3 separate regions of the Homo sapiens genome follow, and regions 2 and 3 are each linked to region 1. The links are chromatin contacts, found by Hi-C or POLR2A ChIA-PET in ENCODE. All regions are on one chromosome and are shown on one strand. Each heading gives the region's core, a stretch centred on a gene start or an enhancer-like site at or near the end of the contact. The rest is flanking DNA. Distances are from core to core; before and after follow the strand shown.

Region 1 (4,296 bases), core at 272-2,771:
CAATTGGTTGCTGAGACTGATTTTCCCAGACCCGTGGAGAAAGGCCCCAGCCGTGAGGGGCTCTGGGAACTTAGGGGACAGCACCTTATGGACACCCCTACTCAGGAAGGGATCATTGAAGAGATGCTTCTGGGCCTGGAACATTCTCCGCCATCTGGACCTTTCTGTATGCATAGAGGGGACCAGTGGGAACTGTGGGACAGAGGGAGGTCTGCACACCCTCCCTGGACACCATGAGGCCCATCTTGGGTCCCCTGAGTCCAGACCAGCCCCCAAGAAGCTCACAGTCTGGTAGGAAGCCGAGGAGGCAAACGAACAGGAACAGCCCTAAATAACTGCACAGTGCCCAGGCTGCCAGGAGAGTGTGTGGGCAGAGAAGGCTCCCAGAGCAGAAAAAGGATGCTCAAGGATGTATTCCAGGCCAGGGAGCAGCGTGTGCGGGGGCCGTGCGGAATGGCGCATTCTGCAAAATGCAATGTGGCGTCTGGCTGGGGGGCCACTCCGCACTCCCTGGCCTGGCTATGAGTCCAAGCCACCCAGGGGTGAGCTTCTGTAGAGCAGGAGTCCCTGGCTCTTCCCTGAGAGGGGACGTCATGGCCCCAGGTGTGGCTGGCAGAGGACCTGCAGGCTAGGGAAGAGGGCATGAGGTCGGCAGGTTAGAAGTGGCTGGGGAAGCACACGCAGGTCGCCTCTCTGTGGCAGTTGTCTCTTCTGTGAAGTTGAGACCGGTGGGGGAGATAAAGTACTAAGCACTGCAAATACAGAGATCCTTGGAGAAATCGAGTCACTGGAGTCTCCTCTAGGAATGGGGGGCTGCTGGGGTAGGGCCAGTTCCAGGCACGGAGGGGGCTGAGGGACACAGCAGGACAGGCTCCAGACCATCCCCAAGTGGCCTGAAGGTGACCTCGACCCCCTCAGCTGCCTTGTGTGTGTCCCTCCGGCCCTGGCCCAGAAAGGAGATGGTGCATGCCTGTTTCTAGACCTCTAGACCCCTCGTGGGGTCCCTGGGCTCTCTCTGCCAGGGACAAGCAGGGGCACCTTGCTCCCTTTACAACTCCCACTGTCCAGCGAGAGTTGGAGCTCGCTGAGTGCCACATGCCGTTAGGACCTAGGTGGGAGATGGGGGTGCCGAAGAGGGGATGGGGACTGTGGAGAAGTAGATGAAATTTCCCTAGGCTGGCTGGATGTGCCGCAAGTGTCTGAGCAGGGGCTAAGCCCACCCCCTTGAATCTCAGACGGAGCCACTGGGGCCCGGTGAGGCCCAACAATTGTCCCCAGAGCCTCAGAGTGCCTACAGGGCACAGTGGGAGGCAGCACTGAGCTGAAAGGAGCGTAATCTCTAAGCAGGTTTAACCTAAAATAGAGCCTGATAGCTCAATGACAGATGCTTAATTTGTCACAATATTTCTGTCATTATGCTGGGACAGATATTCTTGGTTTGTTCAAGAACAAGGTCTTTTTTTTTTTTTTTTTTTTTGAGTCATTATACAGCATAAAAGAGACCACACCCCAAACAAGATTGGGACAGCGCTGGGCCCCTGAGCCAAGCCAAGAGGAATCACCCCGCCCACACAACCACCCCGCCCACACAGCCTTCCCTTCCCGGAGCCACGAGCCACAACCAGGCCTACCTGGCTGGAAGAGGGGCTTCAGGGGCTGACTCCACCTGGGAGTGGGTGAGGGGAGGTGACCTCAAGCTCCTTTAAAGCCTTGCCTCTCAACTCCTCACTCCCAAATCCCTCCAAAGGAGATAAAATGACTCCTATAAAGATTAGAGATCATGCACCAGCATGAATGCATGTGAAAAGTGACAGGAACACAAATTCATGCGATGGGGGTCTCAGACTTTTGTCTACCACCAACTGAGAGTGATAAGGCCCAAGAGGGCCCCCTGCAGAGCTGCCTGCAAGAGATGTTGCTCTGCCTTCAAACGTCATGGGATGATGTGTGCTATTCAGCATACTCCTGTGTTTGTTTTCACTAGTTTGTAAAAGGCGTTTTCAAGCACTCACCATTGCCTGTGGAGTGTGGCTCACCCTCCCTGCCCACCCCAGAACACAGTTTGAGAACTAAGCTATTGAAGATGGACCCTTCCCCAAGCCCCAAGCCTAGCGCCTCTCCGTTTCTAGCCCAGCTAAGGGATGGGACCATAGCCCTGTAGCACTAGTGTGAGTGGGAGCCGGAGCCAGCCTGGCCTGCACCCCCACCCCCCAGCCAGGCACAGCCTGGAGTGGGAGGGCACCGCCTGAGAACCTGCAGGAGGAAGACCACTGGGGACGTCGCCAGAAATTGGCAGCCATGGAGACAGTGGCCCTTCCCCTCGGTGAGGCCCTGAATAGCCTTGCTAGTTCCTGCCCCCTGTATAGCCCACAAGGCCAGTCTCACCAGGGAAAATGGGACACTGCATCCCAGGCCCATGGGGACAGAGGGGTGCTGCCCGCTGGGCCTGGCTGGGCTGGCTGGGGTGGCTGCACCCAGGGGTCAGAGTTCATCTTCGGCCTTTCTCTGCAGGGTCAGGCCTGGGAGGTGCTGGCCACCACAGTCATAGTCCAACCAGCTCAGCCAGCAATGTCCAGAGTGACGCTGGCTTCATGCCACGGGACAAGGCCAGTGGTCAGGGTGGTGCCTTCCTGGGAAATGGCTCTTTTTTGGAGAGACAGCCATGATAGAATGACTTTGCAAGCTGGAAGGGCTGGGATGGGGCTGGGGTTGGGGTGGAGGTGGGGGCGAGGGTACTTAGAAAGCAATGAACAGCATCTGGTGGGGACTCACACCTGTGTTCACGCAGTGGGCACCTGTGGGCAGCTTGGCCAAATAGCCCCGAGAGACCAAGCAACTTTCCTGCCCAATGAAATGCAATCTGCTTTCTTCCTTTTCTCTAGTCATTATTTATTCATTTGAAAGATGCTTTTATGATAGAAATTCAGGGCTGCACACAGGCGTCTCTAATGAGGGCATTCGGGAGCAGAGAAGGGGACCAGGCATCCCCGCTGGGCGTGCTGGGAGAGGCTAACAGCCTTCACGCTTTGGAGAGCCCTCAGCCTGCTTCAAAGCTCCTAGCCTTTCTCAATTTCTCCTCCAAGGCATCACAGGGCAGCGGTGTGCGGATCAGATCCTACTTTTACAGGTTAGGTGGCTGAGGCCTCCATTCCCCGGGTTACAGAGACACCTGCCCGGAGGGAGCCCTGCTGGTGGCCTGCATCCTCTCCCTGGGTTCTGGCGCAGCTCACAGTCTGAAAATTACAACTCCCTGTTGTTGCTATGGTGACTGGTTGTGTTATTCTAGCCTACAGAGCTGTGTGCTCCACCTTGCCCAAGATGGTCTGTTTTTGCAGGAGAAAGTCTCTATCTCCAAGTCTCTCTCTGTGTGTGTGTGTGTGTGTGTGTGTGTGTGTGTGTGTGTGTGTGAGAGAGAGAGAGAGAGAGAGAGAGAAGAAAGGAGAGAGAGAGAAATGGGCACACTGCCCTTCCTGCTGCCCCAACCTTTTCCCTGGGCCCAGTGGACCTTCTGTCCCTGCCCAGCAGGCTGCCTGGGTCCCCAAGATACTGGCCCCATTCCTTTCATAGGACACCGACTCTGGGCCACAGGCACTGGCTGTGCAGGGGTCCTTCCTTTGTGTCTCCTTGTGAGGTCAGATCCCTGTGTCAGTGCACAAAGGGCACCCCGTTCTTGTTTCATTTGCAGACTACTCTGTGACATGGATGGACAGACCATCATCTATTTAACCAGGCTCTCTAGATGGACAGTTGGGCTGTTTCCAATCTCTGGTCATCACAAATCTGTGAAAAATAACCTTGAACATATGTCATTTTGCACATGTGGGAATATGTGTAGAATAAACTCCTAGAAGTAGCATTATTGGGAAATTAGTATCTGCATTTCTAAGTTTGGAAATTTTTGCAAATTGCTGTCCGTTGATATCATCCATTGTGAGCCTAGTACATGCTGAACACTGAACTCAACATTTTATCTGGATTATTTTATTTCGTCTCACCGTGGCCCTAAAATGGAGCTTATTCCGATGCTGGTTTTACAGATAAGCACACAGATGCTCAGAAAAACTCAGCAACATGCCAAATAGCCATCTGGGCTGGTGGGGTGGGGTCGGGATGGACCCTGAGTCTCCAGGCCCCTGTCAGGCCCTTTCCTAAGGGCACACAGGCCCAGCCCTGGGGCACCTGCCCCGCCCAGAGGGCCTGGACCCTTGACCTGTTCTCCAAGCCCCATTCAAGCATGCAAGCCTTGTGCACCAGGAGCCCGCAGACTGGCCCTCCTCACACCAGCCAGGCTCTCCT
Region 2 (4,156 bases), core at 486-2,985, 42 kb after region 1:
CCTGGCAGAGTCTGTGTGCCCACCCATGCCGTCAGTCTCCTGAACCGCAGGAGCAAGAACTGGATTTCATGTTAGGAGATGATTTCCAACTTCAAGAAATGACCTGGAAAAGTTTTCTACTTAAACTGCCTGTTGTTGTTAAGAGCTGGCCAGCTCTGGCTTTCCAACAGCACGCACAGCCCTCGGGCCAGGCTGAGTCCTGATGTGGGGATGTGCCCACTGACTGCGGGTCACCATGACTCCATGGGGAAGGTCTCCTTGGAGAGGTCTGAGGCTCTGGTGCACGAATTAACCTGCTCCTTAGTCTTCCCTGGGAGACCTCTTGATCTCCTGTCCCCACCCATACTTCTGGTCACTTGTCAGTCTTTGTATAATGTGTTCAGTGTCCCTCCCTCTGAGACGGCAGCAGAGACAGGAGAGCCACGCATTGCAAGTGGCCCATGCCTGGTTGCTGCCCTAAATACTTGCTGTGCACAAATGGCCTGGCTGTCAGGGGTGACTTTGGCCCTGGGGGATGTTTTCCAACCCCCTGGGACAAACACCTGCCAATACTTAGCAGCTACCTCCTGCTAGCGCTGCGCACCCACACCACCCTGAGCCTGTCACTCCAGCTCCAGAGGTGGGGCTCTCCCCACACCCATACCCATCTCTGTGCAGATGCAGACATCCCAGATCCACCCCTCCAGCCTGTGTCAGGAGGGGAGTGGGCACCTAGGCTTTCCCCTCTTTGTGGCAGGACTGGAGGAGTGTCAGCAGAGTGGCCTCCTTCACCTGCCTTTTAAGCCAGGGCGTGCTCTGAAAACACGCCATGGCTGGACGTTTTCATGTGTCTGGCTGGCAAGGGCTCCAGGGGAGGTGGCAGGGGTGCCAGGAATCCCCAGCCACCCAGACATTTGCCAAGCTTGGCTCCTCAGTGCCTTGGCTGGTGGCCTTTGGGGGTGACTTCACCCTACTGTCATGGCTGGCCCATGGCGAAAGGGTTCACCTGCTGCTTAGGAGCTGAGACTGGGCTGGGCCAGGCCAGGGGCCCTGTTTCTCTTCTGGACTGTGGGGGTTTGGGCCAGTGGGGAGGGAGAGCTTCCCCAAGGGACCATTACAGAATTTGCTGTAAGAATGTGGAGAAGGAGTTCTGGTCCTTGGGTTTACAGATTTTTATTCTAAACCTAATGGAACCTTTCTTTTAACAAAATCTCCTGGAATCCAGTGCAGAAAAGAGCTGGGAGGATTGCTGGGTGGGGCAGGATGAGGGTGGGAGGGGTTTTGACTTTGTCCTGAGGCTGTGCGGGATCCTCCCTGGGTCCCCCAAGGAAGCCGCCTGAGTGGGGAGGGAGGGGCCGCAAGTAACCAGGAGCAGGCCAAGGTTCCAGGGTTCAGCCCAGGACAGCCAGTCTAGGTGCAAGCCAACCCTGGGGGCTGGCCAGGGAGTGTGAGCTGTTGCAGTTTGGGGCAGGTGCCTTCCAGGCTCTGTGGGTCAGGGTTCTCTCCTGGCCCTTCTGAGGGTGCCACCCTGGCCTCCCCGCCTTTGAGCAGGTGGGGGTTGGGTCTGGGTTCCATAGGGCTGGGCAGGAGGAGGCAGCTGTGAGATCCCAGGCAGAGCCAGGAGAGGAGCAGGACAGATGGCATGCAGGCGTGCTGCATCGGGCTGGGATTGTGGGGTGCCAGCAGACAGGGGTGGAGTGGGGACTTGGGCATTCCTCACTCATTGCCTGAGTGTCATGAGGGGCCTGGCTTTGGCTGGTGTTTCTGTCCCTTGAGGGCGTGGTGTCTGAGGGCAGGGCCTGTGGCTCCACCCTGTGTGCTGCTCTGGGGGCCTGGAGGCCTGTGCCCCCGCCTCAGCCTGCCTTTGCCCTGCTGCACCGCTGGCCTGCCTCTTTCCCATTCGGGCACCTGCCTGGAGAGCACTGGGGTGCGGGCAGATCCTGCCTTGAGTGAGCACCGCGTGCCTAGCAGCAAGCAGCAGGGGATCTCCAGGAGCGTGGCAGGGTCCCATCCTGAAACTGACAGGAAATCTGTGAGTATGAGGGTGGGACGGAGAAAGCCCGGGAGGTGTACCGTTCCTTTGGCCCCCATCCCCCTCACCAGGGGACCCTGCCCTACTCACTGTCTTCCAGTGGCCCTACATGGGCAGCATCCTGCCTGGCTGTTGTGGTTGTGAGGCCGCAGCCTGAGACTGACCACACCAGGGCTTAGTGTGCTTAGTTCTGACCCGGGTGTCTGCCCTGCCAGCCTGGTGTAAAGTCGTCAGATGCTGTGGGCCACACGAGGTCATATTTGCACCGTCAGTTTACCGGGGGCAAATGACCTTCTGGGGAGGGCTGCAACTGCTCCCCACCTCTCACCCCTGGTTGTCTCTGTTTCCCGGAGGGTTCCGTTTGTAGGCACTGATGGGGGTTCTGGTTCTAGAGGAAGAGTATCTGAGCTCAGAGGGAGTGCAGCTCCACAAGTGTGCCCCTCTGTGCCGGCATCTGGCTCAGGCATGCGTGAGCCCCTCTGTACAGATGCCTGCCTCACGCTGAGATGCCCACGGCCCAGGCATATCTCTCAGGAGCCCCCGAGAACCCTGACGGGAACCCAGAGCTGTTCCGCACAGAACACCAGGTCAATGATCTTGACTCTGTTTCTGGGAAGATTACCCATCTGTGGCTTCCAGAAAGCACCTCTTCGTTTTTCTGAAACTCACAGCCTTCTCCCCCGACCTCCTGTCCTCTGCTTTTCTCTGAGGCCAGAAGGAGAGATTTCCACACCGGCCCTTTGCCCTGGCCACAGGCCTGAGCTCCTGCATAGCAGCTGCTGTCCTTCCCCTTCTGGACTAGTCCACTCTAACCTGACCCTTTGGTAAAGAGTATGATGGACCCCCCACCGCTGTTACCAGTATTCAGCCACCCTGGAGCTGCGGCCACCCACACAGCTGTGGAAAGCCCCCAGGCCACAGCCAGGCAGGAGCTCCTCCCCGGGTTCTCTTCTTCCTCTGCAGGAGCTTCCAGGCCAGAGCCCCAAGGCCTCATGCTGCCCCCTGCCCCAGCTTTCTCAGGACATGAGGCGTCCCCTCCTTGCAGGCCCCCCAGGCTGACTTCTGTGTCACACAGCAGCCTTCACTTCCGTATCTTTCTTTCTCTTTTAAAGGCATCACCTTCAACTGGAAGAAGAAATGAAAATACCACCTGTGCCTCGAAATCTTTCAGTTTCTAGCGAGGGACATCCCAGGCACTTGGTGGTGGGGCCAGGGCTCCTGCCGGCCATAGGTGGGCTATTGGCCTGCAGGCCAGGTTCCTGCCTGCCACCACTCTGCACCCCTCTGTGCTGGCGGCATCAGGGAGGGTCTGGGGAGATGCAGACTGGACGTGTGGGTTGGGTGGGCCAGCAGGGGAGAGGGGCAGCGTAGGGTCCTGAGTCTGGGGGCAGGAGCAGACTGTGGTAGCAAGCATGGGTGAGGACCTCAGTTCCCCTACCTGCTGGCTCTCATCGGGGCTGGGACAAGGTCAGGTCTGTGACAGGGCACGACACCGAGCCCAGCAGGTAGGAGGATTTGAGGACCTGTGAAGCTAGAAGGTCAAGCAGGGAATTCAGGATTTGGACACCCTCCTGGGATCAGCAGGCGTTCCCCCCTCCATTGCTCTGCTGGTAGCACCAGCCTTCCCAGAAAAAGGCTTCTTTGGCAGGGCCTGGGAACCTCCTGGAGGGAGCTGGGTGACCAGCTTCTCTGCTGAGCCCCACTGGGACAGCACACCTCAGGAAGAGGCCGTCCTTGGTGCTCGTGGTGGGGAAGGGGAGCTGTGAACAAGGCTTCCCCCTGAGGCAGGGCTGGGGATGGGCAGTGGAGACTGGAGGCAGGGAAGAGCTACCCAGGCTTTGCCGCACGTGGGTGGCAAGCCCGCTAGAACCTGTGTGTGCTAGCGTCAAAGGGCACCCTCAGGGGGCTGGGCTGGGGAGGGGCCCCACCTTGACTGTGGTGATGAGAGAGGCAGGATGTGGGGCCCAGGAGGTGACTCTGCCTTGGAGGTGCTGCTCATGAGGGACGAGGGCATCCTATGGCAGGCCCTAAGCCAGCGGAGCCTCAGAGTAGGGGAGAGAGGCGGGGCAGTGTGACTTGGGAAGCCAAGGCAAGAAATGGCTAAAGGAAAAGTGGGTGTCACAGTGGCTGGGCCCAAAGGCTCCC
Region 3 (3,983 bases), core at 503-3,002, 58 kb after region 1:
GAGACAGCTGGGCTGGCTCCGTGTGCTTACTCTCCCTCGTCTACCCCATCCAACAGATTGTGAAGCCTGGTTCCAGTAACCTTGGGGATGACACCAAGGAGCGCTGAGCCCTCCACCCCGCATGTTGTGGTCTTGGGGGAGGGAGGCAGGTAGGACACAGAACAGGGTTCCTGCCCCAGTGGCTCCTCCCAGCTCTTGCTAGCCCTCCCTTGGCATCAGGCAGACCTAGGTAGCCTCAGGTCTTGGAGTCCCGTACAGAGCTGTTGCAGAGGGGGTCACTCCAACCTTGAAGCTTCTGGGGGCCTGGCCGTGGGATAGTGCAGAGTGTGGCACTGCTTTTCTTCCCGGCTGGTGTCCCTGGGGTCAGCTGCCTTAAGGTTAGGGCCCTGTTCTAGGTTAGGACAGGGAAGGGCTTAGGAAACAGGGCCAGCAGGATACAGGGAGGAAGGTGTGGGCACGGACATGCAGCGGGCAGGCCTGTGCCGGGAAGAGGGTGGGCTTTGTCTCCTGAGAAGAGGTGGCCCCCCAGAGCACTGGTCTCCCCACATGGCAGGCAGTGGGGCTCTGTTTCAGGCCCTCTCCAACGCACTTAGGCTGCGACAAGCCTGAGCAGGATGTAGGGGGCTACTAGACCTGCGGGCAGGGCTGAGGGACAGGGCCCGGGGCTGCCAGGTCACCTGTTCTCTGCAAGAGGGTTTTTGAACACAAGGGCTTTCCCAAAGGGTAGGGGTAACTTGCTCCTAGTGGGCAAGACCGAGAGCCCCTGGTGGCTCCATGGGCCTGGGCTGCTGCAGGAGAGGTCTGGGGGCTTTCTAGCTCCTCCCTGGGGGTCTGGAGGTTCCTAGCAGAAGCCCCGGCACTGTTCACCTGTTTCAGAAAAAACAGACCGTTGTCTAATTTGTTGTTGTTGTTGTTTTGTCTCGGCTCCCTCAAAAACCAAAGGCGTTTTTTAGGCCCGTCGTCCAAATTACAAGCTCATTTTAATTCGGATGTATTTACTTTGTGAAACCAACCCTGAAGAATACATTGTTTCGTTATATTCTGCTGGAAACCTTGCCACATTTTTCCTGAGAAAACTGAGCCTGCTGTGCACCTGGAGCCGGCCAGGTGGCAGGTGCTGGGCCTGGAAGAGGAGCCTGCCGAGGCTCCTCCAGGGCTTCTGAGTGCCATTGTTTTGAGTGCGCTGCCTGGTAGCGCTGGGCCCTTCCAGGGAACTGCCTGGCTCCTTCCTCAGCTGCAGCCTCCTGCTGCAGGGGAGCTGGGGACCGTGGAGGTCCCCCACAGGTCCTCAGGCCCACATGCCCCCAGCCTGGGCAAGCCTGCCGTGAAATAGGCCTCGTAGAGCCTGGCTGTGGGGGCAGCAGGGGCCCCTGGGTGCAGAGGGTAGCCTCGCCGCACTGTGGGTGGGTGCCCCTGCTTGCTCCTCCTGGAACGTGAACGTGGGCAGCAGTGTTCCTGTTCCATGCTGGGGAGGGGCTGTGAGAATGTCTTTCTTCCCGGTGTAGCCTAGCCTCAGGCCCACCCTTCTGGGTGTGTTACCTTGGTGAGGTCACTTGGTTTCTCACCTCTGACAAGGGTTTCACATCAACACTTTCCTGTCTTCCGGGTTGGTAGAGTCAGATGAGCCCAGTGCAGGCCAAAAGTAAAAGCTGCACCCCTGTAAAGAGTGTACATGCAGCTGTTTGTGCCATTGAGTGTCTGTAGCAGAGCTTAGCAGGGTGGGGTCCCTGCAGGCAAGGTCCCCCCCAGGAGACACAGAAGGAGAGGGCAGGGGGAGGAAATGAAGGCTGGGGGAGGGGAGACACAGGAAGAGGAAGTGGGCCACGATGGTTGCCAAAGGCTCTGCAGACAGGGGCCCCTCCCTCAGTTGCCTAGAGAGCCGGCTGGGAGCACGGGCACCTGGGGTGCAGAGCTGGGGCTGGCTGTGCAGGTGCTTGTTCGTGTCAAGAAGCAGTTGGACTTCTCTGTGAGATTCTGCAGATCTCCCCTGTGACTGTCAAGGCTGGTGCCCCCCACCCCCCACCCCAGACGTCACAGCCAGAGGCAGGCCCAAGAGGCCTTTCCATACTGTGTCCCTTTCCCTACCCACCACGTGCTCTGCCCTCTTTCTTCCCTCCCTCCCTCCTTCCTTTTCTCTTGGTGCAAGAGAAAACCCTTTCCCAGTAGTCCACAGATTCCCTGGTTCCTACTCCTCATGAGCCCCTACAGTGGCACTTGGGATCTGCATCCTAGTGGCTGGATGGACTTGGCTCTCCTAGCTGCCATCCACCTGGGCTAATTTTCAGCCCACAGTGGTGTCACAAAGTGGTCTTATGGCAGGAGTGTGGTATTCAGGAGCCTGAAGGGGGCTTCTGACGTGGAATTACAACTCTGGAACTGCTTCTGTTTAAATCCTTTGCTGAATATTTGTCACCCATAGCCTTTTAGGTCTGACCCGTTCTAAACTGCTGGGCCTATCAAACAATTTATCAGGGAGGGCCCTTCTCCAATAGGACAGTTTGCAGCGTGACCCAGGGGCTCTAAAGCCCTGGAGCCCTGCCCTGGGAACATCTCCTACAAAGCTAGATTGGACTTTATTGCTATTTTTGAGTTTCTCATCCTGGAAGCCACTGCCCAGCACATTCTGAGGAGAATCTGCCTGGGCGACCATTGTTATTTTAAGAGAGCTCTTGGGGTAATATGAGGAACTGTGCTTTGAAATAGGGAATACAGAATGGGGCCAGTAATGTGCCCAGAGTGTTGAATGTCTGATTTTTAAATTGGCATTATTGATGGCTAGCATTTTCTAGTTTGCTATGGATTTTTTGTTTTGAATTTAACTTTTTGAATAGGAAATGCATTTGTGTGTTTTAGAATCTAAAAGATTTAAGTAGTTTCCCCAGGGAAAATTCTGTCAACCTTCCCTGTTCTCCATCTGCTCAGTGTTCCCCTGGGTGATCTCTGTTCCTACTTTCCTAGGGACCCTCTCTCTGCACATACAGGCCAAGGCGCACGTAGATCCTTGCTGGTCATCTCTCCTCAACCTTGTTTTCCTCACTCAGCTTGGAGATCTTTCCATATCAGTTTGTAAAGAACTCATTCTACTTCTTTGCGATAGTGTTCTGTTATATGTGCGTTCCATAATTTATTTGACAGGCCCCAGTGGAAGGACATGAGTTGTTTTCAGGTTCCTGCTGCATTGACTAATCAGGAGCATATCCCGTTTTGTAGGTGTGCAAATGCGTTTGTAGGCTAGGATGTCAAAAGTTCAGATGTGGGTAAAAGGGTGTGCACATTTCTAATTTTAATAGGTATTGCCAAATCGCCCTCCATGGAGGTTGTAGCAGTTTGTACTCCCATCAGCAAAGAATGCCTGCTTACCTGCAGCCTCACCAAGGTGATAAGCTACCAAGCTGCATTTCAGTGTGTCTCATCTGCCATTAGCTCCTGATGGATGAGGTGGAGCATCTTTTCATGCATTTGAGAGCCATTTGTAGTTCCTTTTTTATGAATGGGCTTTGCCCATTTTTCTGTTGGATATTTTTCTTTTTAAAATTCCTGTGAGCTCTTTCTGTATTGGAGATTAGCCGTTTGTGATAGGAGCTGCAAATATTTTTTCTCTCAGTTTTGTCAGTTATCTCTTGCCTTTGTTTATGGTGACTTTGTTCATGGAGAAGTATAGTATACTGTTTTGTGCAGTCAAATAGATTGATTGATTGATTGAGACTGAGTCTCACTCTGTCACCCAGGCTGGAGTTCAGTGGTGTGATCTCAGCTCACTGCAACCTCTGCCTCCCACGCTCAAGTGATTCTCCTGTCTCAGCCTCCTGAGTAGCTGGGATTACAGGCGCTCGCCACCACGCCCGGCTGATTTTGTATTTTTAGTAGAGACGGGGTTTCACCATGTTGGCCAGGTTGGTCTTGAACTCCTGACCTCAGGTGATCCTCCTGCCTCAGCCTCCCAAAGTGCTGGGATTACAGGCATGAGCCACCATGCCCAGCCT

What was found. Hi-C counts contacts between places; a loop is a spot of excess contacts on that map. ChIA-PET counts read pairs that join two places held with the same protein, here RNA polymerase II (POLR2A). Pooled maps may share reads with other maps.
Region 2: a pooled map shows a loop between it and region 1 (2.6-fold over the local background). The contact joins two enhancer-like sites. A Hi-C loop is called at or near these places in 1 of 168 maps with a recorded cell type or tissue (CD4-positive, alpha-beta T cell) and 2 of 50 pooled maps. POLR2A ChIA-PET finds 5 or more read pairs at or near these places in 10 of 52 experiments (BJ, GM10248, H1 and 7 more).
Region 3: a pooled map shows a loop between it and region 1 (2.2-fold over the local background). The contact joins two enhancer-like sites. A Hi-C loop is called at or near these places in 1 of 168 maps with a recorded cell type or tissue (CD4-positive, alpha-beta T cell) and 4 of 50 pooled maps. POLR2A ChIA-PET finds 5 or more read pairs at or near these places in 11 of 52 experiments (B cell, BJ, CD4-positive, alpha-beta T cell and 6 more).

The regions. Positions count from the first base shown.
Region 1 is chr15:31,301,975-31,306,270 of GRCh38, forward strand. No RefSeq gene overlaps it. Among named protein-coding and RNA genes, the nearest start is that of KLF13, 23 kb to the right of the region's middle. RefSeq lists enhancers at 297-979, 1,216-1,518, 1,613-4,296. Within about 2 kb of position 1,522, at least 4 of the 41 ENCODE cell types and tissues checked have a DNase peak (open chromatin) inside an H3K27ac peak, as active enhancers do.
Region 2 is chr15:31,343,561-31,347,716 of GRCh38, forward strand. All of the region lies in intron 1 of KLF13 (KLF transcription factor 13), which reads left to right. Among named protein-coding and RNA genes, the nearest start is that of KLF13, 19 kb to the left of the region's middle. Within about 2 kb of position 1,736, at least 17 of the 41 ENCODE cell types and tissues checked have a DNase peak (open chromatin) inside an H3K27ac peak, as active enhancers do.
Region 3 is chr15:31,359,804-31,363,786 of GRCh38, forward strand. The region is part of intron 1 of KLF13 (KLF transcription factor 13); the gene reads left to right. Among named protein-coding and RNA genes, the nearest start is that of KLF13, 35 kb to the left of the region's middle. Within about 2 kb of position 1,753, at least 26 of the 41 ENCODE cell types and tissues checked have a DNase peak (open chromatin) inside an H3K27ac peak, as active enhancers do.